Regions from separate parts of the Mus musculus genome. Here all the other regions are linked to region 1. A link is a loop called in an ENCODE intact Hi-C map of the cell type or tissue named here. Cell type or tissue: left cerebral cortex. All regions are shown on one strand.

Region 1 (8,000 bases):
TGTATAGGGAAGTTATAAGCTCAGTGTATAGGGAAGTTATAAGCTCAGTGACAGTTACAAGGGCAGGGGCCGCATAGATTCGATGATGATTCAGTAATGCACAAAGCACAGTCTAGCAGTGCTCTCCAAAGGTTGGTCATGTGACATGTAATATTTATATCATATTTAAAAAGACTCATTTATAAATCTAGCTTGTCAGGTGTGGCGGTGCTCACCTTTAATCCCAGCACTCGAGAGGCAGAGGCAGGAGGCTGTCTATGAATTCAGGGCCAACCTGGTCTATATAGTGAGCTCTAGGACAGACAGAAGTACATAGAAAGACATTGTCTCAAAACAAACAAACAAACAAACAACTCCCAAAACAAACAAACAAACAAACAAAAGAACAACAATAACAACAACGACAAAAACCAGGAGAAAACCGAATAACAACAAAAATCCAAAAATCCAGCCTTATACTAAGAAACATGTGTCTCTAAAATACATGGATTTAGTTAAACAACTGTATTTAAAATTTTTATTTTTAGGTTTATTCTTCTCTTATATATTACATCCTGACTGCAGTGCTTCCCTGCCACCTCTCCTCTCCCCTAGGTCCACCACACTCCACTTTCCCTTAGACAAGAGCAGACCTCCCAGGACAGCAACCAAATGTGGTATAGCAAGCTACAACAAGACCAGACACATAACATCACATCAGGTCTGGAAGAGGCAACCGGGTAGGAGAAATAGGGTCCCGCAAGCAGGCAAAAGAGTCAGAGACAGCCTCTACTCCCACTGTTAAGAATCCCACAAGAACACCAAGCTACTCATAAACAGCTGTGGTTTTTAATGCATGTTAAAAGATGTAAGTAATCATTAACCTTGTGTACTTGTGTTCCCTAAAATTTTCTTTATACTAATCTGATCTTGTAAGTCTCTTAACCCAGGTGTAACTTTCTTCTCTCTCTCTCTCTCTCTCTCTCTCTCTCTCTCTCTCTCTCTCTCTCTCTCTCCCTCTCCCTCTCCCTCTCCCTCTCTCTCCCTCCCTCCCTCTCTCTCTCCCTCCCTCTCTTCTTCTCTCCCTCCTTTCCTTCTTTCTTTCCTTTTTAAAAGATGTATTGACTTTTATTTTACGTGCACAAGTATGTACATAAAATACTTCTGTATGCTTGTATACCATGAGAGCACCTGGTGCTGTGGAGCTCTGCAGAGGCTGTCTGATCCATTGTCACTGTGGTTACAGATGGGGTATGACTTGAACCTGTGGAAGTAAGGGCCCTGAACTGGGAGGTGTCCAGGAGGGGACCGGGCATGAGGCATAAAGAAGATAGAGGGCTGAGCCTAGGAGGTCTGGCCTAAGCTTATGGCAACCAAGTTTCTTCAGCAACACAGCTTCTTGCGTACTATCTGCAGGCAAGAAAAGGCCAGAGTCATCAGAGAGATAAGTCAGGCAAGGTTGCTGCAGAGAACACAGGATGCTTTAGACATAGCTAGCTGCCTTAGGACTGATAGCCACAGCCCCAGTGAAAAGGGTCATTGCCTCCCAATCAGCAACCTTGACTCCTTTGGAGGCACTGGCTCTGCCCCCACTCCAAGTCTGCCCCTGAACAAGGACACAGAGCTAACATTTGCCTTTTCTTTTCATCATAGCCTCTGAGAAAGCCTTGGATTGATCTGGCTCCCAAGAGTTGTGAGAATCATGTTGGTGCTGGGACCTGAACCCGGGTTCTCTGCGGGAGCAGCAAGCACTATCACTCACTGAGCCACCTCTTCTGCCCACCAGGTCTAAGTTTCTGATATTGCTCAGTGTTACTTTTCTTGTTGCTCTAACCACATACCTAACAAATCAATTTAAGGGTGGAAGGACTAACTTTGGGCTTGTGGTTTGAGACAATCTGAGCTGCTATGGAGGGAAGGAGTGGTTTACATAATGAATTTCAGAACAGCCAGGGCTTTGTAGAGGAACCCTGTCTTAAAAAAAAAAAAAAAAGACAAAAACCAACAATAACAACAACAAACCAAACCAAAGAAGAACAAAACAAAACAAACAAAAAGAACCCACTTAAAGATAAATAAAACTAGTTTCACCCTATGAGACACTGTTCCCTCAAATGGATGAATTTAGCATTAGAGTTGTATTTTCAATGCAAGCTAAAAGAAACCTATAACTATTAAAATGAAGTTAACTTCTTGTGATCCTCTTAGGATCTTTTTGTTGTTCATATTAGTAATTAACCAAACTCTAGGCACCTTGAAGGAGGGACCAGAGTGCTTTTGTGGTTCATATTTCAGATAGTTTCAAAGACATGGCTGGAAGTCCAGTGGTTTTAAAAATATATTGATCAGTTAAATAATAGAAGGAAATAATTTTGAGGAAAATAAAAAAATCTTAAAAGCAAACTGAAACTTGCTCAGAGGTGTCTCAGGGAAGACCCAAGACCAAAGACATGGACATGCTGTTAACTTTAATACACTGGCACAAAAGGATGATTGAGAATCTGAGGCAGGAAGGATGCCCGCCTGCACCGGGACCAGAGCTGGGACAGAACAGTATACAAGATGACCTCAGACACAGACTGAAGTAAGAAGCTAAAAGCCTGACTTTCAGGGAATTCAATTTAATTGAATTTAAGCTTTCATGGGCTTGGAAAGAATATTAAAAGTCAACTCCAAAAGGAACTTTCTGGATCTGGAGATAGTGATGCATGCAACCCCAGAATTTGGAAGGCTAAAGCAGTAGGGTTCCAACTTTGAGGTCAGCTTGGGCTATGTAATGAGACCCTATCTCTAACAACTGCCACCACCACCAAATGAAAATAAAAACAAAGCAAAGATTTCTTCTTGGATGCCTGTGGTACTGGCTACTTTACTAGTTAGAAAAGAATCCAGATGGGAAATTTTCCTTTCATCAACTAAAAATTTTATAGCCTAATATATCCCTAGCACCATGTAAGATGTCATGGAAACAGGGGCAGGATACAATTCTCTATCTCTGGATTTTAGAAAATTGCAGGGAGACCTCAACCCCCTTGTTGTCTGGGGGATATATCTGCTTTTCTACTCTCATCTATGGATAACACTTGGCTATGATTTTGTTTTCCCTTTATCTCCCTTTACTCCATGTCGTTGTTATGATCTGGATTTTCTGAGTGTTCTGCTTCTGGGGTTAATTTCTTGAAAATAGTGATGGCAAAGGAAATTATTGCTCTCCGAACCAAGAATGTCCGTGAAACCTAGATGAAACCTCCAAGACAGTCTCCAATTCTGCTGTGTGAAAGGAAAAGCAAAGGGTGGCAGCGGGGAAGTGTCTCCCCCATGATCAAATGTGGTGAGAAGATAGCGGTGACTAAGTTCCCAACTCCAGGAGGTGTACCCAGTGACCCACACTCAAGTATGTAAACTAAAAGGACTGTAAAAATTGGAGCGGGTGTGGACGCAATTTCCATATCATTTGCATACGCCCACCCTGCCCCATCCCCAGCCCCAGGCTGTGTCTTCACGGTTATTTCTCAAGTGAGGCTGTACCGTTGCTCTCCTTGTTGTCATTTTTAGCTTTCCATTTCTCTCTCCCTTTTCTCCCACTCACAGTCCTTGGCCCAGATCTCCTGCAGCATGAAAGGGAGAAAAGTATTCTCAGAATGTTAAAATTAAGCTTCAGTCAACTGTGCCTCTGACCGTATGCTTCCTCCTAAACCAGTCACTCCCTCAAAGACAGGACCTCTTGGCTTCCATATGCCATCTAGTGCTCAGAAAAGGAGGCTGCCCAGCAGGAAAGCAAGGCTTTGGTTGGAGAGACAGAAACATTAATTTTTTTCTTTCTTTCTTTCTTTTTTTTTTTTTTAAAAAAACTGTATTTTGGGGCAAATAGTCTTAATGCAAGACTGTACGTTTCTTGAGGGCTGGGGCTTTCTTAGTCACCACACGAATCCTAGAACATTATTCAGCATGAGGTATGTAGCAGACTCTCCAAGCCTTCTTGTTGAATGCATGAGTCTGTGAAGTTACAAGGACACTTTATCTTCCCTACGTGTATAGAAGCTAGATCCTCCGGCCTGCTGAATAGGAGTCATCTCCAGAGGAAACCAACTTGAAACTATTCTCACAGTTTCTCCCCACCAGATATACAGTGGGGAGCTGCCCCGTGATGTCTGAATGTTATACAAGTGGAACGCATTGCTAATTTGGGCACATTAAGGGCCCTCCCTCCCTCCTTCCTTCCTTCCTCCTCCCTTTTCCTTTTCTCTCTCCTTCCCTTCTTTTCTCTGTGTATGTGTGTGTGTGTTTTTTTTTTTCTTTAAAGACAGGGCCTTGTCATTGATCTCGTATTGGCCTCAAACCATCATCTCCTTTGCTTCAGTCTCCTGAGTGGCAAAGTGCTAACATTATAAGCATGTGCCACCTTGTCCAGATTGAATTAATCATTTCTTATCTTTTATTTTGAGTAGAGTTTCACTGTATAGCTTTGGCTGTCCTGAAACTCACAATGTAGACGGCAGTAGTCTTGAACTCACAGAGATCTGGAGTGTGCAACCACATCCAGCTTGAATGAATTGTTTGTTAAACTAACATTTTCAACCCAAAGACATGTCCCTGATAGGAAGAGTTGCAAAGTTTATTACCGAAAATTACACACACACACACACACACACACACACACACACACACACACACACACACACAGAGTCTCATGTAGCCCAGGCTGTCCAGGAACTCATTGTATAGCCGAGGCTGGTCATGAACACCTGGATCCTCCTGCTTTTACCTCCCAGGTACTAGGATAACAGGCATGGGCCACTGTGTGCATCTTAAATATATATATATTTAAATAAAGACTGTTGAATGCAAAACTCAGGAATCAAGTTGAAATCAGCTTTTTAAAAAAGAAAGTTTATCACGAGGTTTCAGAGAGAACCTCTGAGCCTGGTGGTGTTTTAGACCCTGGCCAGAAATTCATTCTCTTGCATTCAAGAGTTGAGCCTTTTCTTCTCTTGAGCATGGGTGGACTTAGCAAGTCACTGCAGCACACAGGAGAGTGGTGTTGTGCTACTGTGAGGACTTGGTTAGTTTGCTATGGTTCCTGTCAAGCTTCCTCCTGGGCAGCTTAGTCAGCAGATACTGACTCTTCCACAATGCTGGAGACTGGAGATGTGAGGCCAACCGGCTGCAGGCTTGGTTTCTCCTGAGTGTTGCGAAGGAGGCTCCATACCGTGCCACCTCCTAGATTTTGCTCTGTCCTGGAACTTAGTGGGTCTCTGAAGATGCATAACTTAGAGCTCTGCCTTATCTAAGTGCAGGGTCCCCTGTGTGTCTGGCTTTGTGTCCTAATTCCCCTTTGCACGAGGATCTTAGTCCTAGATTAAAACCAACTCTTGCTGGGAAACTTGCACACCAGGCTGTGTCCTTTAAATTCTAAGCTGAAGCAAATGGGAGCTCACCTATGAACTTGGAACAGAGACTGGATAATGAGTTAACTAGTTAATTAATTTTTGAGACTGGGTTTTACTATCTTGCTCAGGGTGGTCTTGGGCTCCCGGGTTCTGGTAGTCCTCCTACCTCACTCTCCTAAATGCTGGGACTACAGTAGCACACCACCATACCTGGCTAGGAGCAGGGCGTTTAGTTTGTCAGATCTATATTAGCTCATCATCCTGACACTTTCAACCAGCGGGAGACATAGCAGAAATAGAAACTCATTCCAGCCTTAAACTCAGAAAAGGCTAAGAAAATATTTTGAAAGACATGACTGATTTCAAAGCTAAATAAAGAAAATCCCAAGATCTAGACCAGAAGAAAATCCTAAAAGCTGTCAGACTAAGTGAGGTAGTGCTTCTAGCAGGAAGGGGCCCGACTGGGTCTGTGCTCCCATTTTCATAGCCAGGGACTAAATGCTGCTCACAGAGGGAAGACTGCATGCTGGGCACGAGTACAGGCTGAAGGCTGCAGCCGACTTCCTGGGCCACAAATCTAGGTGTCCACGCAGCTCTCCGTGGACACAATGCTAGGGCACTGGAGAGCGGCAGGTAAGTGGGCCATTCTTCTCTAGTTTCAAATGTGAGGCCTTTCAAGACTGCGCTCTGCCCCAGGTGCAGGCTGTATTTGCCACCAAACCACAGTAATACACATTTATTGGTATGTTATTGTATGCCAGGCATCATGGACAAGACATAAGGGTTTTTTTTTTTTAATTTTTTATTAGGTATTTAGCTCATTTACTTTTCCAATGCTATACCAAAAGTCCCCCATACCCACCCACCCCCACTCCCCTACCCACCCACTCCCCCTTTTTGGCCCTGGCGTTCCCCTGTACTGGGGCATATAAATTTTGTGTGTCCAATGGGCCTCTCTTTCCAGTGATGGCCGACTAGGCCATGACATAAGGGTTTTTTTAAAAAAAAATTGTATGTGCAGTGTATGCGTGTGTGTACATGCACGAGATTCACCTCCAATGTCATTTTTAGGGCACTGTCCACCTTTTTTTGAGGTGCAGTATCTCACCATCCTTGAGTTTGTCAAGTAGTCTAAGCTGGCTGCCCAACAGCCCCCATGCCCCCTACCTGGCTATGATATTACACGTATGCTCCCTAATGCCCAGATCTTTTACACGGATTCTGGGGGAATCAAACCAAAGTTCCTGTGCTTGAGAGGCCCAGAGTCAGAATGAGTGGGGAAAGGCATTAACTCAACGCATCTGGGCACATCTGAAAAGCAGAGAAGGGTGAAAGGTTGGGGAATTGATTATTGTGCACGAGGCACGGCCCACAGGGTCTGGTGGATCTTCAGCCTTCTATGAGGAAACAGCTAGCAAGACTAGCTTCAGGGAATGGAGCAGGGTGGTTTGAGGCACATGACTCTCAGGAGACAGATCTTAATGTAGATTGGGGTAGAAGCTTTCTTCCTGGGGTTTATGGTTTAAGAATTTGAAGCTTTCTCCTTGAACTCCTTGTGGACTACCTGCGTGTGGCTTTGTTTATTTACCCAGGACAGGGGACCCTGCTTTGAAAGGACAGAAGCCACTTGAAATGACTGTCTTCTTCTTTAAGTTATAAATACAGTCAGCTTTCTGTAGCCATGGATTTCTACAGTTGCAGATTCAACCAACAGTGACTGGAAATTTTTAAGAAGAAAAATCGTCTCTGTTCACGAACATACTTTTTCTTGTCATCATTCACTGAACAGTAGAGTGTCCATCGCTCTTCACATGGCTTTTGCATTGCATAGGCACCCTTTAGTAATCCGGAGAGGATGTCCACAGGAGGTGCACACAGGTCGGGTGCAAATCCTAAGCTGTTTTATAGACGGGACTTAAATGCAGATTTTGTTACTCCTGTGAGTCCTGGAACCAATACCCCCAGAATGTGTATGGAGGGACAGACTGCAGGTGGCTCACAGCATGGCTTCATTGCATAGTTTAGCTCGGGAAGCCCTGAGCACTGGGAGAAGGACAGGGGTGACCTTCACTCTGTGAGGGGACTTCCAGTCTTCTATTGCTCATTTTTACTAGGTACTGATTCCATGAGGCTACCACACACAGGAACTGCGTCTAGTCTAAATTGAGATAAATTGGGAATAGAAGGTACAATGGAGAGGCTTGGTACTGATAAAAAAAAAGCAACAATTTAAGACAAAGAGACCATGAGTTTTAGAGAGAGCAAGGGGATTGATGGAAAGGGAGGTGTTGAAGGAAGGACAAGGTTGGGGCGAAATCATATAATTACATTATAATTTCAAACACCAAAAATTATATATATATATATATATATATATATATATATATATATGTATGTATGTATGTATGCATGTATGTATCTCACTGAATTACTGAATTTAAAATATTGATTATATGCTATAATGGTTAACCTCAACTGCCAACTTGACAGGATTTAGAATCATCATAGAAACGCGACTCTAGATGGTTCCAGAAAGGCTTAACTGAGATGAGAAGACCTACCCTGAATGTGGGTGTCATGGACTAGGACCCTGGACTGAAGAGACACAGCTCCTTACATGAATTTCACCCC
Region 2 (8,000 bases), 95 kb after region 1:
ATTTCAAGGGAAATAAACAGAGACAGAAATAATACATTTGTTAGTTTTATATTTTCCTGTGTTAAAATTTGGTACCTGTTCCATACATCTTAGTTCTTTTAAGAGTGCCGCAGACAAATGTCTTTCGGGATCCCTTCTGCTTCTTCCTCGCCATCTAGGCTTTTGATATTGGAATGTACATAACGTACAGCAAGCATCAGCTCAGCATGCCTGCCTGGTTAGTTACACAGCATTAATATCAAGATACAGCAGCTTATCAGGCAGGAAATCCCTCTGAAGACATCACTAAAAAAAGGTACAATGTTATATAGGAAATGTTTTTTGTGCTTCTAGTATCATTTTTTAAAGTTAACATTTATCTATATCTTATAGCAAGAGCTCCATTTAGCTCAATTTAAATTCTATGTCATCAAGGAGCCTGATGCTCGCATCTTGCTTTAAGCGATGACCATGTGCACTAGGAATGTGGCTCCCAGGGAAGTTACAAGGAGATAAATGAGGCCCCGTGTGGACTCACTGCTCTGTGGTATGTGGCAAACGTGCAGCCTCTCAGTCATGCTCTTCCCTGGAGGATTACCCAAACGTTTGCATTCCCACAATGTATTTTTTCAGAAAATACTCTTTTCCTGAGACTACAGCCCTGCTTCACAGACCTCTTCCTGAGGCAAGCCATTCCTACACTAGGGAATGCGGCTTGACGACCTCAGGGGGGAAAATATTGCTAACAATTCATTTACCGCACTTAGTTATTATAAATGTTCTGGAATTTTCAGATGAGAATACTGCTTAACTTCAGATAACTTCAGAACATAGAAAAGATTTGTCAAGGCAGCCTCTCTCTGCAGCTGCAGCAGTAGCAGCAACAACAGCAGCAGCAGCAACAACAAAAACCGAACATAGAGGAAAAAACCCGAGACAATTATGAGAATAGCTATATAACCCGTCTCCCTTCAAACACCTTAGTTTTGTACTGATTGCTTTCCTTCATTGTCCTTGGCATCAGTGTGCTGCTAACTCACCAAAATTGAGAAGCAGCAAACAAAAAGGCACATAGTTTAAGAAAGCAGACTCCTGTGGTTTAGTGGGTATGACCCCCCCCCCACCCCCAACCAGGCTCAGCCAAATTGTGTGAATAGAGTAATAAACACACAGAGAAAACAGCATTAGCCACTGCTGCTGAGAAAATCGTGTGAACCCAGAAGATGTTTCTCCAAAATGTTTCCCCTTTTCTAGTAGTCAGGTTTGTCTCTTATGCCTTTCATCCATAGACCATGTGTGAAGAATTAGCCAAAGTAAAATCTCTCTTCTTCTAGATATAGGAAAGTACTCACTAACATATATTCATCATGAAACTTTCTTTCTTTGTTTTTGAGATAGGGTCTCACTATTCAACTCTGGCTGTCCTGGAAATCACTATGTAGAGCAGGCTGGCCATAGAGATCTGCCTGCCTCTGTGGATGGGATTAAAGGCGTTTTTCCACCATGTCTGTCCAGCCTATAAAAGTTTTTTTAAAAGATCAACAATATGTGTGAAGTGATACACCAGGAAGCTCAGATTTAATTAGTAGCAAGCTTGTACTGTCCCCATGCCTATCCCCAAGGCAGGGTTTTTCTGTGTAGTATTGATTGTCCTGGAACTCGTTTTTTGTAAACTTGACTGGCCTTGAACTCACAGAGATCTGCCTGCTTCTGTCTTCTGAGTGCTGTGATTAAATACATGCATCAACACAGCGGCTCATGTGTAAGATTAATATATGAATTTCCTAGATAATTTACAGATGACAATGTATACACTGCTTCACTGCAGGGATGCTGGACCAGACCCGAGAGTGTCTAGTTGTATCATGTCCATTCATGAGTAATCCTTTTCACGAGGAATGTATTAGAAAGCTATTCCTCAAATCCCACCCCCCCCACTTCCATGAGGATCCCGTAGTCTTGGGAGGGCCTTGCTATAGATATCTCATTTAGAGCTGAGCACCTCATCTTTAGCTGAAAAGATAAACATTTCCCTACTGAGTGGTCTTGAAATATTTGACACTGTCAGTTGTTTGTAGACAAAGATCTGCTTAATGACTCTCTCAGTTCTCCATGAATCCATACAGCTGCCAAATACATTGATTACTGTAGCTTTGAGTTGTCTTCACCTTTTGCATATGATTAGCACATTGAATATGCCAACGAGTGGAATTTTCTTTGTCAATTTCATGTATACATATGTCAACACTTATCCAGATCCACCCGCCATGCAACTTCCTGTCCACTCCTTACTCAGCCCCCCTCCCCTTGTTTGTTAATCCTGCTCTTAGGCTGCCCTTGCTGTTTTCTATGCATTTGCTTGGCTTCGTCTACTTAACACGATGGTTTTCATGGGTATCCGTTTTCTTGGGACTGACTTGATTTCACTCTTTGTGGATGAATAAGAACTCCATTATACATATGTGGCCTATTTTCTTCTTTATTTTCTCTCTCTCTCTCTCTCTCTCTCTCTCTCTCTTTTTAAATTTTATATGCCTTGGTGTTTTGCTTGCTAATACCGTCTTAGCACACAGATGTATGTCAGTGTCAGATCCCCTGTAACTGGAGTTACAGACAGTTATGTGTTGCCATGGGGGTGCTGGGAATCAACCCTGGGTCCTCTAGAAGAGCACCCAGTGTTCTTAACCATTGAGCCATCTTTCCAGCCTCGTGACATATTTTCTTTATCTGTTCATGTGACAAAGACACCCACATAGATCAAAAAGTATGAGTCTTTCAACCTTGCTTTTCTATAGGATTGCTTAAGCTGTGGTAAATAGCTAGAATCTCTACATGAATTTTAAGATTTCCTTATCAATGTTGACAAAAAAAATTTACCTGGGATTTGTATAGAGGTTACATGAAATATGTAGACTACACTGAGGAATATTGTCATCTTAATAGTAAAGTTTTTGTTCTGGGGACAGATGGGTATATTTTTAACCAGTTTGGGTCTTGAATCCGTCTCTATTTTTACTAGGTTAAATATACATCCCTGAATAATAGCTCAGACACTGGCAGGCCTCCCATCCTCTCACTCTGCTGTCTGCTAAAATGGATGTAGATGGGAGGAAGTGGATAAAACAGAGGAATATGAATCAAAAGAACGTCAGTCCCCCTATATTCTTGGCATGCCTTATTACGTGTGACAGTCAGGGATGTTGGTTTTGTGAGGATTTTTGAGTATTTATCATTTAATATTCCAAGAGAAAGCTTCCTCAATGAAACCGCACATTTAAAAAATCTATACACAATACATATGCTTCCTATTTACATATGCAGAATATTACAGTATATACATGTGTAACAGCATCCGCAAGTTGTAGATGGAAACACACTGATTTGTTCCATTGGTGAGCTATTTCTGGAGAGGGAAGATCATGGGGTGAAGAAGGAAGAGGCTAGGGCTCTGTGTGCATTTTTTTCTATAACAGTGTTTTCAGGTATTTCTGTCATAACTTTAGATTTGAGGTATTTTTTGTCAACATCTGTCATAATAAGACTAAATCACATACTGAATTTGAGATCCAGGGTGATGTTGAAAGCTGGGTGAAGTTGGGATCACAGGAGTGGAGTGGGTATATTTAATGCTCTTTCAACTGTGGCCATGTCTTCAGCAGCTTGTAAAGGTCTGCTTCCATGAGGCCTTGTATTCTACGTATATAGGGGTCTTGTTGTCTGATGGCTGACACTCAGACAGTGTCACTGATTCCAGTAACAGTCTCACGACTGAAGCACAGGAAGATGTTGATCTCTGAGTCCTCTGGCCATCAGTGTGGTCACAAACATATTCATCTGGGTGATAGATATTCAAACTGCTACCACAGTCTTTTCTGAGAGTCTAGTAACAAGTTAGTTGTATTGTTCTGGGAAAAGCAGCACACCCTGGGGGTTTAATGGGGGACAAAACCATTCAGTTCACCTCAAGCAAGAAACCAAGGACATATTGGTAAACTATGTATCTGATAATGCATCGATTTACATAAGAATCCCATTCTTTTAAGGACTATCTATTTATCCTCTATGCCAACACACACATACTTTTATTTTAAGCCTGGCCATGTTTGTTTGGGGCCGCAGAGATGACTAGGCTGTTAAGAGCCATTGATGCTTTCTCAGAGGATCAGAGTTTGCCTTCCAGCATCCATATCAGGCTGCGTACAAGCCCCTGTAACTCCAGCTTCATGACCTCCCCCACCCTCTTCTGCCACTCTCACCCCACCCTGCTACTACAGACACAGATACATACGTTCTCATAAAAAAAGGATCAGTCATGGTTTGGATATTGCCTTTGCTTATGCCAGATCCCTTGTAGCTTTAGCATCATTTGAGTCAGGTTTGCAGTTCATGAAATCCATGCAGGTCCCCACTGTGTCCCATTTTAAAGGAACTCCAGTGAGAGGTTCCAGTGTTTACAAATTGAAATTGCCAGCGCTATTTACTGGCTGTTTGGACCTGGTGTATTAAGAAAGTAGCCGAACTCTTTCAATGGCTCAGAATCCAGGAATGGTGAGGCTCATATTCTATGCTGTGTGGAGGGGAAAAAAGGAAGAGGCTGTCCTGAGACAGAGAATAAAGCGATTAGAGATCCCTGATGGTGCTCAGTCACTTGGTTCTAGCTGTTTCTGAGATTAATACAAATCAGTCCTTCTAGGCCCAGGTAGCTCCACATTGTCTGGAACGTGGTTAGTGACATTTTGACCGAATTCATCTAAGCTGGTTTTGACTACGTTGGAACCAAGCACAGACTAGATGACTAAATAAGTGATTTTTTTAAGCTGCAGCCTTTAAATAGGATTAACTTGGTAGACGTAGAGTCTCTATTCTTGAGTTTTTAGCAGGCATTCTACCTAAGCCGGCATTCTGAACCAGGCAGACAAAAACCTTACCTCCCAGTACATTCAAAACACAGCTGCAACGGACTTCCCGTGGAACCAAATGGAATCAAAGCGTCTCCGAAAGTATTTGAAAAAAATCAAATTAAAACCTAGATGTTTAGTAGAAATACTCTTTATAATCACATGTGTGGATCAGACTCTCATAATGGCATGAGGTATGTTGTATGAATTATAAATTTGTAACATTTTCAATGGGCACACATTACTTCACTATTCATGTATTTCAGTCCACCCATGCCTTTTTTATTTCTTTTTCTTTTTCTTTTCTTTCTTTCTTTCTTTCTTTTTTTTTTTTTTTTTTTTGAGATAGGGTTTCTCTGTGTAGCCCTAGCTGTCCTGGAACTCACTCTGTAGACCAGGCTGGCATGGAACTCAGAATATTTATGTATTTTCTATTTGTCAGTATTCTGATTTGGCAGTTTCTGGAATCAAGAATTATGACAGAAATTTCTATAACTTAAAAATTATGCAGTCTTAGTTATTCTGTTATAGAAGTAAAAATTGAGACAATAACGTATATGATACAAAGACAGGCATTTGAAGGGGTAGCTGTAGATCACGCATTTGCGCTGACTCTGAAGCCTCAACATCCCGTTTCCCGGTCCTTTCCCGGTCCGGCATCGTTTCCTTTCCCCTTTGAGTGCAAAGAGGAAGTCTTTGTGTGTGTGTGTGTGTGTGTGTGTGTGTGTGTGTGTGTGTGTGTGTGTGTGTATTTTGTTTTTTAAAGCTACATGTTTTTCAACTTCTTTTCCTTTTAAGATCCAGATCTTTAAATCTTTCTGAAACAGGAAATGTCCCACTTCCTACGGGAATCCATTTCCCTCGGGCTGCAAAAGGGCTGGCTCATCACTTGCCTGTCTTAAAGGCGGACAACTCCTTAAACCAGGGAAAGGTGACTTGATGAGCTGCAGGGAGGGAGTGGCTGGGGTCCATTGTGTTCAGCTACTCAGTGCTTATCTCGCAGAAAACCTGGTTAGGAAACGGGAGTTCTCAAACAAATACCACAAGAGACAAGGAGGGGATTTGTGACAATGCTTCCTTCTGAAGGAGGGACCAAAGCAAGAGGAAAGAGAGACAAAGTTGAGAGCTGCCTTCAGAATGTTGACGTCAAGAACAACAAAATAATTGGAAAATAAGAGTTCTGACTAAGAAAGCAAAGTTGCTGAGTGGCATGGAAAGTGCAACCTGTTTATACCCAAACCAGTTTTTAAAAACATACTAATATAACAAGTATAATAAGCAGGTATTTTATTATTTTAGTATATATATTATATATACATATATGTGTGTAATATATTATATATAATTATATATATAATATTTTGTGTACATATACAAAATCATATAAAATATTATATATAATCTTTAATGATTTTTTTACTATTTACATTTTTCACACTTTTTCTAATTAGATATTTTCTTCATTTACATTTCAAATGCTATCCCAAAAGTCCCCTATACCCTCCCTCCTGCCCTGCTCCCCAACCCACCCATTCCCGCTTCCTGGCCCTGGCATTTTCCTGTACCGGGGCATATGATCTTCTCAAGACCAAGGGCCTCTCCTCCCATTGATGGCCTACTAGGCCATCCTCTGCTACATATGCAACTAGAGACACAGCTCTGGAGGGTACTAGTTAGTTCATATCGTTGTTCCTCCTATAGAGTTGCAGACCCCTTCAGTTCCTTGGGTACTTTCTCTAGCTCCTTCATTAGGGGCCCTGTGTTCCATCCAATAAATGGCTGTGAGCATCCACTTCTGTATTTGCCAGGCGGTGGCATAGCCTCACAGGAGACAGCTATATCAGGGTCCTGTCAACAAAATCCTGCTGGCATATGTAATGGTGTCTGGGTTTGGTGGCTGATTATGGGATGGATCCCCGGGTGGGGCAGTCTCTGGATGGTCCTTCCTTCCTTCTCAGCTCTGAACTTTGTCTCTGTAACTCCTTCCATGGGTCTTTAATGATTTTTTACAGTCCAGTTGTTACCCCATTCTGGTCTGCCTCTGACAGTTCCTCATCCCATTCCTTCCTCTTTCCCGAAGTCCCCTCTCAAAGAGGATCCCCCCACCCCCACTTCTCCACTCCCTGGGACCTCTAGTCCCTCAAGGGTTATGTGTGGCATCTCTGACTGAAGCCAGACCTGGCAGTCCTCTGCTGTATATACATGTCAGGGGCCTCAGTCCAGCTAGTATGTGCTGCCTGCCGAACCAGTTTTTTTATTCATTCATTTTAGGTTGCATTTACAGCATCAAGCCATCATTCTGACCTTCCCTCCCCACCAGTACTTCTATTTATTTCCACATACGAGAGATAGTACCAACTCATATCAACCTGCATTTACCCATCTCTCAAACATTTTCCGTTTACCTTGTGTTTTCAAGGCTACAAGATGGCCTCCTGCTGAATGCTATTACATGTTCAGATGTGTTTGTAACCCTAGATGCTTCACGTTCATGTCTTAAAGGTGACCTTTAGAACTGTCAGCAGCTTGGGAGATGCATTACATGTGACGTAGTAAATTCACCCGGAAGCTTTTGAGAACCCTGCTAGCCTACAGATGCAGCCACACTGATTGCTTATTAAGCATGTTTGTGTTCTGTATTTCAGAAATGACTTACAAAATGAAGAAAGAATATGCCTTTTGGGCCACTGTGTGTCTGTTGCTTAGCCTTGTTCCCGAGTTTCTTAATGCTCTGTCTGAGGAAGCTGATGACACAGGTAAAATATTGCAAAGGTTGATTTTAGTTTTTACCTTGTCAAAGTTCTCAACTTAGTATGAAATTCACTAAGCTAGAATTTATACTTTTAACTTTTGTTTTATTATTATATGTGTATGTGTGTTTTGCCTGCATCTACGACTGTGCGCCATGCGTGTGCAGTGTCCCCAGAAGACAGAAGAGAGCATTGAGTCTCTTGAAACTGGTGTTTTAGCCTGTTACAACCCAGCTTGATAGATAAAGAACACAGTTTTAATATTCAAAATTAAAGTTTTGGGTGCTGGGAGTCAAACCCAGGTCCTCTGTTAGCTGTTGAGCCATCTCTCTAGCCCCCTTAGGCTTTTTTTTTTTTTAAAAACAAAAAAACC
Region 3 (8,000 bases), 91 kb before region 1:
CTCAGGAGGCAGACACAGGGGGTATCTCTGTGAGCTCAAAGCCAGCCTGCCTGGTCTAGATATCAAGAGTTCTAGGTCAGTCAGGGCTACATAATTAGACCCTGTCTCAAATAATAAAATAAAATAAAAATAAATTAAAAATAGGGCTAGAAGAGGTCACCACCAAGATAATGACCAAAGTTTAACCCCTGGGCCCATATGGAGGAAGGAGAGGACTGATCCCTGCAAATTGTTCTCTGACCTGAGTATGACTGCTGTAGTACATGTGCACTCATGCACACACAAAGAAATCTAATTTAAAAATATATAAGGAGAGACCTTCTAACTCATTATCTTCGTTTAGTAATTAGTGAATAACTAATACCAGTTTTACCAGGTGGTAATATACCTTCAACCCTATAACTCAGAAGTCGGAGGCATGGGGTTTTTGAGTTTGAGGCCAGCCTGGGGTAGAGTGAAATCCTATCTTAAACAAAACAAAGCAACCTCCCCACCAAAGAAAAAAAATTCAACAACAAACACAGCCCCTTCCCCTCATAAACTTTAAAGGAATTCGTAGGAAAACCCCTATAATATTTTATTTAGGTCAAATAAAAAAGGCAGGTAATTTTGGGTTGACTAAACAATAGCATTCTCTTAATTATTTTAACGATGATATTCTTAACTAGTCTACACTCTTTGTTTATTGGATTCTGCCTATTGTCCCAGGCAAACCCATATTGTTTTGATGGGAAGATAGTGCTGGTCCTCAAGGGCTCAGTGGATTCTGCTTCCTTTTAGTTTAGAGAAGAAAGGCTAACAAACTATTAAGAAGTCTAAGCATTTATTTTCTCCATTAGCTTTTAATTCAATTAAGCCAAAACAATGAAATTGAGTTTGTCTCAGATATTTCCTACCATCCCAGTCAGCATATAGTCCAGTTTCTGGGATTTCCTTCCTTCTTTCCTGACTTCCTTTGGGAAAACGCTTTGGGGAAGAAAGCAGCAAACCAAACCGCAGCAAGTAAAGAAAGTAAGCTCTTTTCTGTTTTCCCACCCAGATAGGTAGGGAAAGGGAACAAGACCCTCATCAAAGAGAACTGAGGCTTAGGCGTGCCGTTCTAAAATGCTTTGTTATTTAGCACCTCCCACCTCCCCCCAGATCTGCAGTAATTCCTCAGAGATTGTATAGTCTCCGCTTTAAATATACATATAATATATATGTATAAAACTTCCTCGTCTTTCTCTCTCCCTTTTTTTTTTTTAATTTCCTATAATAAAGTTTCCTATTGGATAAGGTCAGCTCCCTGATTTATGCCTGGTTCCTATTGGAAGCTCGCAGGGGCTGACATCACTTAGGAAAGCTAGGGTAGGGCTGCCAGATCAGTTTGTCACCACCCAGGCTGCCTTGCCTTTGGCTGGGTGCAACTTCCATTTTAGGTGTTGGATCTGAGGGGAAAAGGAGAGAGGGAGAGAGAGGGAGAGAGGGAGAGAGGGAAAGGGAGAGAGAGAGAGAGAGAAAGAGGACGATCAAGAGGGAGGGAGGGAGAGCCAGCGAGCGAGACAGACACGGAGGGAGAGGAGAAAGGCAGGAAAGATCCTGGAACGAGGAAGAGGAAGAGGCGGCGAACCTCGCTGGATTTGTCTTTCTCAGCACATTGGTGAAGCTTTGGGTTTGTTTCTTAAAGGACTGGCTTTAGAAGTCCACATTTGAGGTGTGTGCTTTTTAAATTTTTTTCCTTTTATTAAAAATGTGTGTATTGGGAAAGGGGTAACTCAAGTGGAATTTTTTTCTTAATGGTAACTGGAGGGACTTTTAAAAGGGTGAGAAAGCCTGTTAGTGCTGACGGTGAATTTTAACCAATTATTTTTTTCACTTTTAATACTTTGGAGGTTTCTTGGTATTTTATTTAGTTAAGGAAAAGGTAAAACGTACAAGACCTGGAAACAAACTTCTAGGTGTAATACCGGAAGCTGGTTGGAACCAGGGGTAGAAGTTGTGTAAATTCCTTTTTTTGTGTGTACTTTTATATTATTTTTTTCCCTGGATTTAGCTAACATACTCTTATTTTTCAGAGCTCAAAAAGTTGTTTGGGGGGGGGGGCATGTTGTGTGTGGGTTGGGGAAGGACTCTGCCCTGGTCGGAAGCTGGTCGTACAGATGGCTCTTACCATGTTTCGGAACTTTTAGCCCCCTCACCTTTGAATTTGTGGCAGTGGGAAGTTGCAGGAAGCTTTCGAGTTTCAATGGTATTGTTTTTTCCTTCTGAACGTGAACGGCCCAGAAGGGTTTCAGCGCTGCAGTTCCTGGGTGGATCCCTCTTTCACTTTTCCAGGTGTGGTGGTGGGTGGGAGCCGCTGTCGCCTGCCTGCCTGCCTGCCTGCCTGCCTGCCTAGGAGGCTCTTTGCTTTGCCTTGTGAAAACAAATGGATCTACGTTAACTTGAGTTGCCCTTCCTTCCTTCCTTCCTTCCTTCCTTCCTTCCTTCCTTCCTTCCTTCCTTCCTTCCTTCCTTTTTGTACTAAAAGTCGTTTTAGTGGCACAGATTTGTAAAGGTGTGTGTTAAACTTACTGATATGGTAATGTTTGGCCTTTAAAGGGATAAGGAAATTCTAATCATACTTTCTGTTGACCGGAGTGAAACAGCAAAACACCTGAAAGTCTTTTCTCAGTCCTTTTGGTCTCTGAAAGGTTTGTAGGTTGTAAATAGACGGGTGAAGAGAAACCACTTAATGAAAACTTGGAGTTTGCAAAGCATGTTTGAGAAAGCACAAAGGGAATTTTATTTTTAAGCCACTGGAATGATGCTTTTTTGAGGTGTCTTTTGTTTGTTTGCCTGCTCAATTAACTTACCACTAAGTTAGAACTCTGTTAAAGCTAAAGGCTTGTGACTGGTTCATGTTTTATAATTGACCTTAAGGTTTGCTTGGTTTTGATTTTTTTATATGCATTCTTGGAAATGTGCAGATCCTAGATAATTATATAGCCAACTCTTCAGTAGCTGGAAAATAGGTACTTTCTTCTTTTAAAATGGAAATCAGCATGGAAATTAGAGCTGGAATAGATATTGCTCTAATTGTATCAAGATGGGTCTTAATATCTAAGCTCCTCATTACCTTTAAACTGATATGAATCTTTAATCTTTTGATTTCATAGTCCCTGTCCCCATTTTTTTTAGACTAGAATATTTCCTTGAATATTTTTCTACTGGGAAGACATTCCTTGTGTGATGATTTTGTCCTTGTGCGGTTGTGGCTTCTGGAGGAAACAAGTTTTGTTCCTCTTTTCCTTTCCATATAATTTAGGCAAGGATTACAGGAAAAAATTTGACGAGTGGACCTCAGAATTAAAATAAGTAATTGATAAGAAAGACAAAAGACAATATGTACAGTGTGTTGGGCTATAGTTTTCATTTCCAATTTTTCAATTTTCCTTTGAAATGCTTTTCCAAGGAGATTTCTCAGTGTGTCTTTGGAGGGTCGGTTTGTTGCTGCCACAGTGTCGGTTTCTCACTCAACCTTTAGGGGGAGGGATGAGAGTCTGAAGGAGGAGTACAAAGGCAGTTTGAAAATAGGTTCTGGATGACTGCTGGTGATCTGGGTCCGGCTTGGAAACTGAGCTTTGTGTAGCCGTGTTGCGCAGCATTAGGGTCCAGAACTATTTACAAACTAAGGTATTGTTTGGCCTGCCGTATAGTGAAGAGCCTTTTGAGGTGATAAGATGGAAGATTTTTGTCTTTTACTTCTCCTTCCTTGGTTCTTTCTGGAATTACAGGAAAGAGTACAGATAAGTAAATCTTTTATTTTGCTATTATTTTTATTTTTTGTGCTTATTTTGGTTTTGGGGTGAAAATGATGACAAATGAGTATGAAATGTATAGATTTTCTTTCCTTGTTTGCTTTATATGGAATTCAGTTAGTTTCTTTGTTACGTGAGTAAGGTAGTGGGTCTGAGTTTCAGGTGTGTGTGGTTGGTTAGATAGAGTGCTAGTGCCTTTCTTAGGATTCCGGTATGGAGGGGGGGGGTGCTCATCATGGTTTCAGCTGGTCTAAAATTGGGACTCTTGGAAATCTTAGAAAGGGGAAAGCTTCCTGTAATCACATGCCAGCCTTAGGTTTATCAAATAATTGTTCCTAGGGGTAGATGAGACAGGATGCAGGCAGATAAATTCGGCTTAGATCACTATCAATTGCAATATCAAAATATTTAGCTGTGTATAATTTATTGCTTTCTATTGTGGTAGGTGACGGCCCTCTGTTAGTATCTTGTAGGTCTTCCCATCCTTTACCCTCCCTGTCATTGTTTTATTTTACTGTGTGCTAAGCATTTTGCATAGACTACTTAGTCTCTAATAACCATTTTTTAAAAATGAATTTGAGACAAAGAAGCTGGGGTTTGCTTAAACATCTCATTATTTAATTGGTGGAGGTCAAGATTGACCCTGGTCTGATTGAGTACAGAGTCAATGAATTTAACCAGGGGTACATTGCCATTACCCAAAGAGAATGGACATAACAGCTGGGACTAAAATAAATGAAGACTTGCTTTAGGCAGGAGTGTTTTCGTAGTTACTTACAGGCACCAAGTTCGGACAGTGTATATAAAAGACCAGTTTCTTTAGAGCAAGTGAGAGCTGAATATGCTGGCATAGATATCTTAGCCCTAAAAGCAGGGTACATGCCACTGCCGTTCCATTAGTCTCTTTTTTTCCCTTTTGTAGTGCTGGGGATTGAACTAGGAGCCTCACACAGGCAAGGCAAGTTCTCTGCCATTGAGCTCATCGCCAGTCATGCTTGCTTGCTTGTTTATTTTGAGACAGGCTTTCTCCATGTTGCTCTGGTTGTCCTGGAACTCTGTTGACTAGGCTGGCCTTGAACTCACAGAGATCTGCCTCTGCCTCCAAAGTGCTGGGTCTAGTGGCATGCACTACCACGTCCTGTTGCTCTTTATTTTTAACTTCTGGGATTTGCCTCAACCTTCGTTTGCTTATTAATGAAATTTTGTCTTCCAGAGAATTTTCAGCTCTTTGGGTTGAATGAAAAGCTTGGAGGTAGTTGTAATAAATATGTTTGTCATAATGAATTAAAAATGACTATCTTTCACTCTAGACTTTGAGGTGCTTGTGTGTAGGTACTTTCTTATCTCTATCCCTTCATTACCTATGGTGGTGTCTGCTATAAACAGAGGTGCTCAGTAAGCCTTGTTTAATTAAGGTACTTGATGGGAATTAGTGGGGACTGAGAAGGCTTAAATGGAGACAGGAATCAGAACAACATGAATTAATTGCATTCCCGTGTAATTTTGATACTCTCATGGTAACCTGTAGTGTAGATTTTTTATTTATTGCATTCCATTTTTCTGTTTACATACATTTCATTGTGTTAGGTGGTGAAGGGCAGGCCCCTGCTCCTGCTAAGGCCAGGTGTATGGAAGTCAGAACAATTAGGACATGGGAGAGAATCTGTTCCCGTCCCACGGTTAGAACTCAAGTCCGGATGCTTGGTGTCAGGTTCCTTTATCCTCCAGACATTTCACCAACCCTAATAATTTCTTTGGGGTGGAATCTCACGTAACTGAGTGAGGATCAACTTGAATGTGTGATCCCACTGACCCATCTGAATGCTGGTGCTATAGACATGTGTCACCACAACTAGCTTCTTTTTTTAACAAAGTTTCTGGAAATAATGGAAGATCTTTAAGGTTTAGCTTTTCTTGGCAGTCTAAAGAATGGTGTAAGAAGTAAGGTGCATTTCTTTCATAGCTTAGGCAGCTGTTGCCTTCAGTCAGTCAAGGCAGCCTATCCACTTTCTGGGGGAAAACGTGGAGAGCAGCAAGGAGGACTGTTTTCACCCCTGCTTGGGTCAGTGGTTTATATACCACCAACAAAAACACAATGGTCTTGGGATGTTAGCTTTTGATTATAAGTATTCAAAGAAAATGTAGTTGATGTCATTTTTTCCCTCTCTACAAGTCTCAGTTTGAGACAGGGTCTCCTTTAACTTGGCTGATCTTCAACTCCTAATCTTGTCTCTGCCTCTTGAGTGCTACTGTGAATTATAGGACTAGGCAGCTACTACACTTGATATATCATGTTCTTTTTTTTCTGGAGGTTGTGTAGGTGTGTGTGTGTGTGTGTGTGTGTGTGTGTATGTGTGTGTATGTGTGTGTGGGGTTGGCACACGATAGCACACACATGGTGGCTCAGAACCATTTGTGTAACTCCAGTTCCAGGGTATATGAGAACTCTTCTGGCCTCTATGGGTACCATGTATGCATGGTACACATATATACATGTAGGCAAAACACTCATACACATAAAATAAAAATCAACAAATCCATGTTACATGAAGCTGAAATGGGAATTGATTGACCTAAAAGATGTAGCTGCCTCCAAGGTTTCAAATAGAGCACTGATAGAGCATGAACACTGTCTTGCTTAGAATTAAAAGGGGAAGCTGAAACATGACTGATTTGTATTTAGTTGTGTAATTATTTTTAATTATATATATATATATATATTTTTTTTTTTTTTGGTTTTTCGAGACAGGGTTTCTCTTTATAGCCCTGGCTGTTCTGGAACTCACTTTGTAGACCAGGCTGGCCTCGAACTCAGAAATCCGCCTGCCTCTGCCTCCCGAGTGCTGGGATTAAAGGCGTGCGCCACCACGCCCGGCCTATTTTTAATTATATTTTTAAGACAGAGTTTCAAGTAGCCCAGGCTGTCTTTGGCCTTGCCTAGGGCTTCCTAAATTCTGGACAAATAGTCTATCAATTGAGCTACCCCTAGTCTTTGTTTTGTTTTGTTTTTGACAGGGTCTTTCTGTTTAGGAGCCTAGGCTGTTCTGGATTCTGTAGATCAGGCTAGCCCCCAAGTTCAGAGAGATCTCCTTAGTTGTGGAATTAGAGATAAGTACTACCACATCTTGCTTCCTCTAGTCATAAAGAGTTGGGTTTTTTCAAGTGCTGATTAGTGCTAGGTAATTTGGTTAATGTTATCATCGATCCCATATGATGGTTGGTAAAGTGCTGTTTACAGTTTTTACTTCACACATGCAGAATTTTGCAATAAAAATTTCAAGAATCACATTAACTCTTCCTTACACCCATTTAAGTAGCACCTTAACTGCTGCATAGTTTTGTTTTGGTTTGTTTTGTTTTGTTTTGGTTTGGTTTGGTTTTTTTCGAGACAGGGTTTCTCTGTATCGCCCTGGCTGTCCTGGAACTCACTCTGTAGACCAGGCTGGCCTCGAACTCAGAGATCCGCCTGCCTCTGCCTCCCCAGTGCTGCGATTAAAGGCGTGCACCACTACGCCCGGCTAAGTATTTTTTAATTTACTCAACCAAAAAAGTAATTTCCTACGGAGTACATCTCTCCAGTGATATAAGGCAAAGAAGGATAGCACAATTGATGCTTAAAAAAAAAAACACAGAAAGTTTTGTAAAAGAAAGTCCTGTTTTAAAAAAGCTTCTGGAGCTAGACTGTTGAGTTCCAATCTTGCTCTGATTTACCCTGGGACAAATTGCTTAGTTACTGTTTGTCCTGGTCTTTTCTTTAAAGTGGGGATAGTTTTAATAATTTCTGTGGGGATATATATCTCAGAGGGTGCTTGCCTAACATGCTCTAAGCCCTAGGTTTGATCTCTTCTGATGCAGAAACAAACAAAAAAAAATGTATTAACTCTTAACTTTGTATATCGGATTGTCATTACAATTGGTTTGCTATTTAAAGTTTATAAAGTATATAGCTCATACTTTGCATTTGTTTGCCATAGAACACTGAATAAACATTATTTGTCAGTTGGACAAGATATCTTTTTTTTTTTTGAGACAAAGTTTCACCATGTAGCAAACTTGCTTATAACTCAAAATCTCCTGCCACAGCCTCCCAAATGATAGGGTTACAGACCTGTTCAAGCCTCTGGTGTTCTGTTAATTTTCAGAAACATTTTATTTTGGTGCTGGGCAGCAACTTTTAGGGAGCTGTGGAGGTGGGGGCTCAAAAACACTCTTCCAGAAAGGGAA

What was found. A loop is a pair of places that touch in the nucleus more often than their neighbours do. Peaks named below come from ENCODE experiments on the same cell type or tissue, not always from the same donor. Only the 100,000 strongest peaks of a DNase experiment are listed, where the experiment ranks them.
Region 2: a loop joins it to region 1, with 3.0 times the contacts of the local background. A loop is called at or near these places in 3 of 42 quality-filtered maps.
Region 3: it touches region 1 in a loop (9-fold over the local background); 3 of 42 quality-filtered maps call a loop at or near these places.

The regions. Positions count from the first base shown.
Region 1 is chr2:84,552,794-84,560,793 of GRCm38, reverse strand. No RefSeq gene overlaps it. Among named protein-coding and RNA genes, the nearest start is that of Gm13710, 50 kb to the right of the region's middle. In left cerebral cortex, a CTCF peak has its summit at 3,715; DNase peaks (open chromatin) are centred at 4,028, 5,126, 5,660, 5,814 and 1 more place; H3K27ac peaks cover 4,333 bases.
Region 2 is chr2:84,457,656-84,465,655 of GRCm38, reverse strand. It overlaps Tfpi (tissue factor pathway inhibitor), which reads left to right. Exons shown (of 9, transcript NM_011576.1): 3 at 7,523-7,633. The coding sequence starts at 7,525. Among named protein-coding and RNA genes, the nearest start is that of Tfpi, 13 kb to the left of the region's middle. In left cerebral cortex, no CTCF peak of the experiment used is centred here; a DNase peak (open chromatin) is centred at 3,041.
Region 3 is chr2:84,644,099-84,652,098 of GRCm38, reverse strand. Ctnnd1 (catenin (cadherin associated protein), delta 1) reads left to right here and starts at 1,359. Exons shown (of 19, transcript NM_001085450.1): 1 at 1,359-1,693. In left cerebral cortex, a CTCF peak has its summit at 3,491; DNase peaks (open chromatin) are centred at 1,354, 2,286 and 3,518; H3K4me3 peaks cover 3,892 bases; H3K27ac peaks cover 3,375 bases.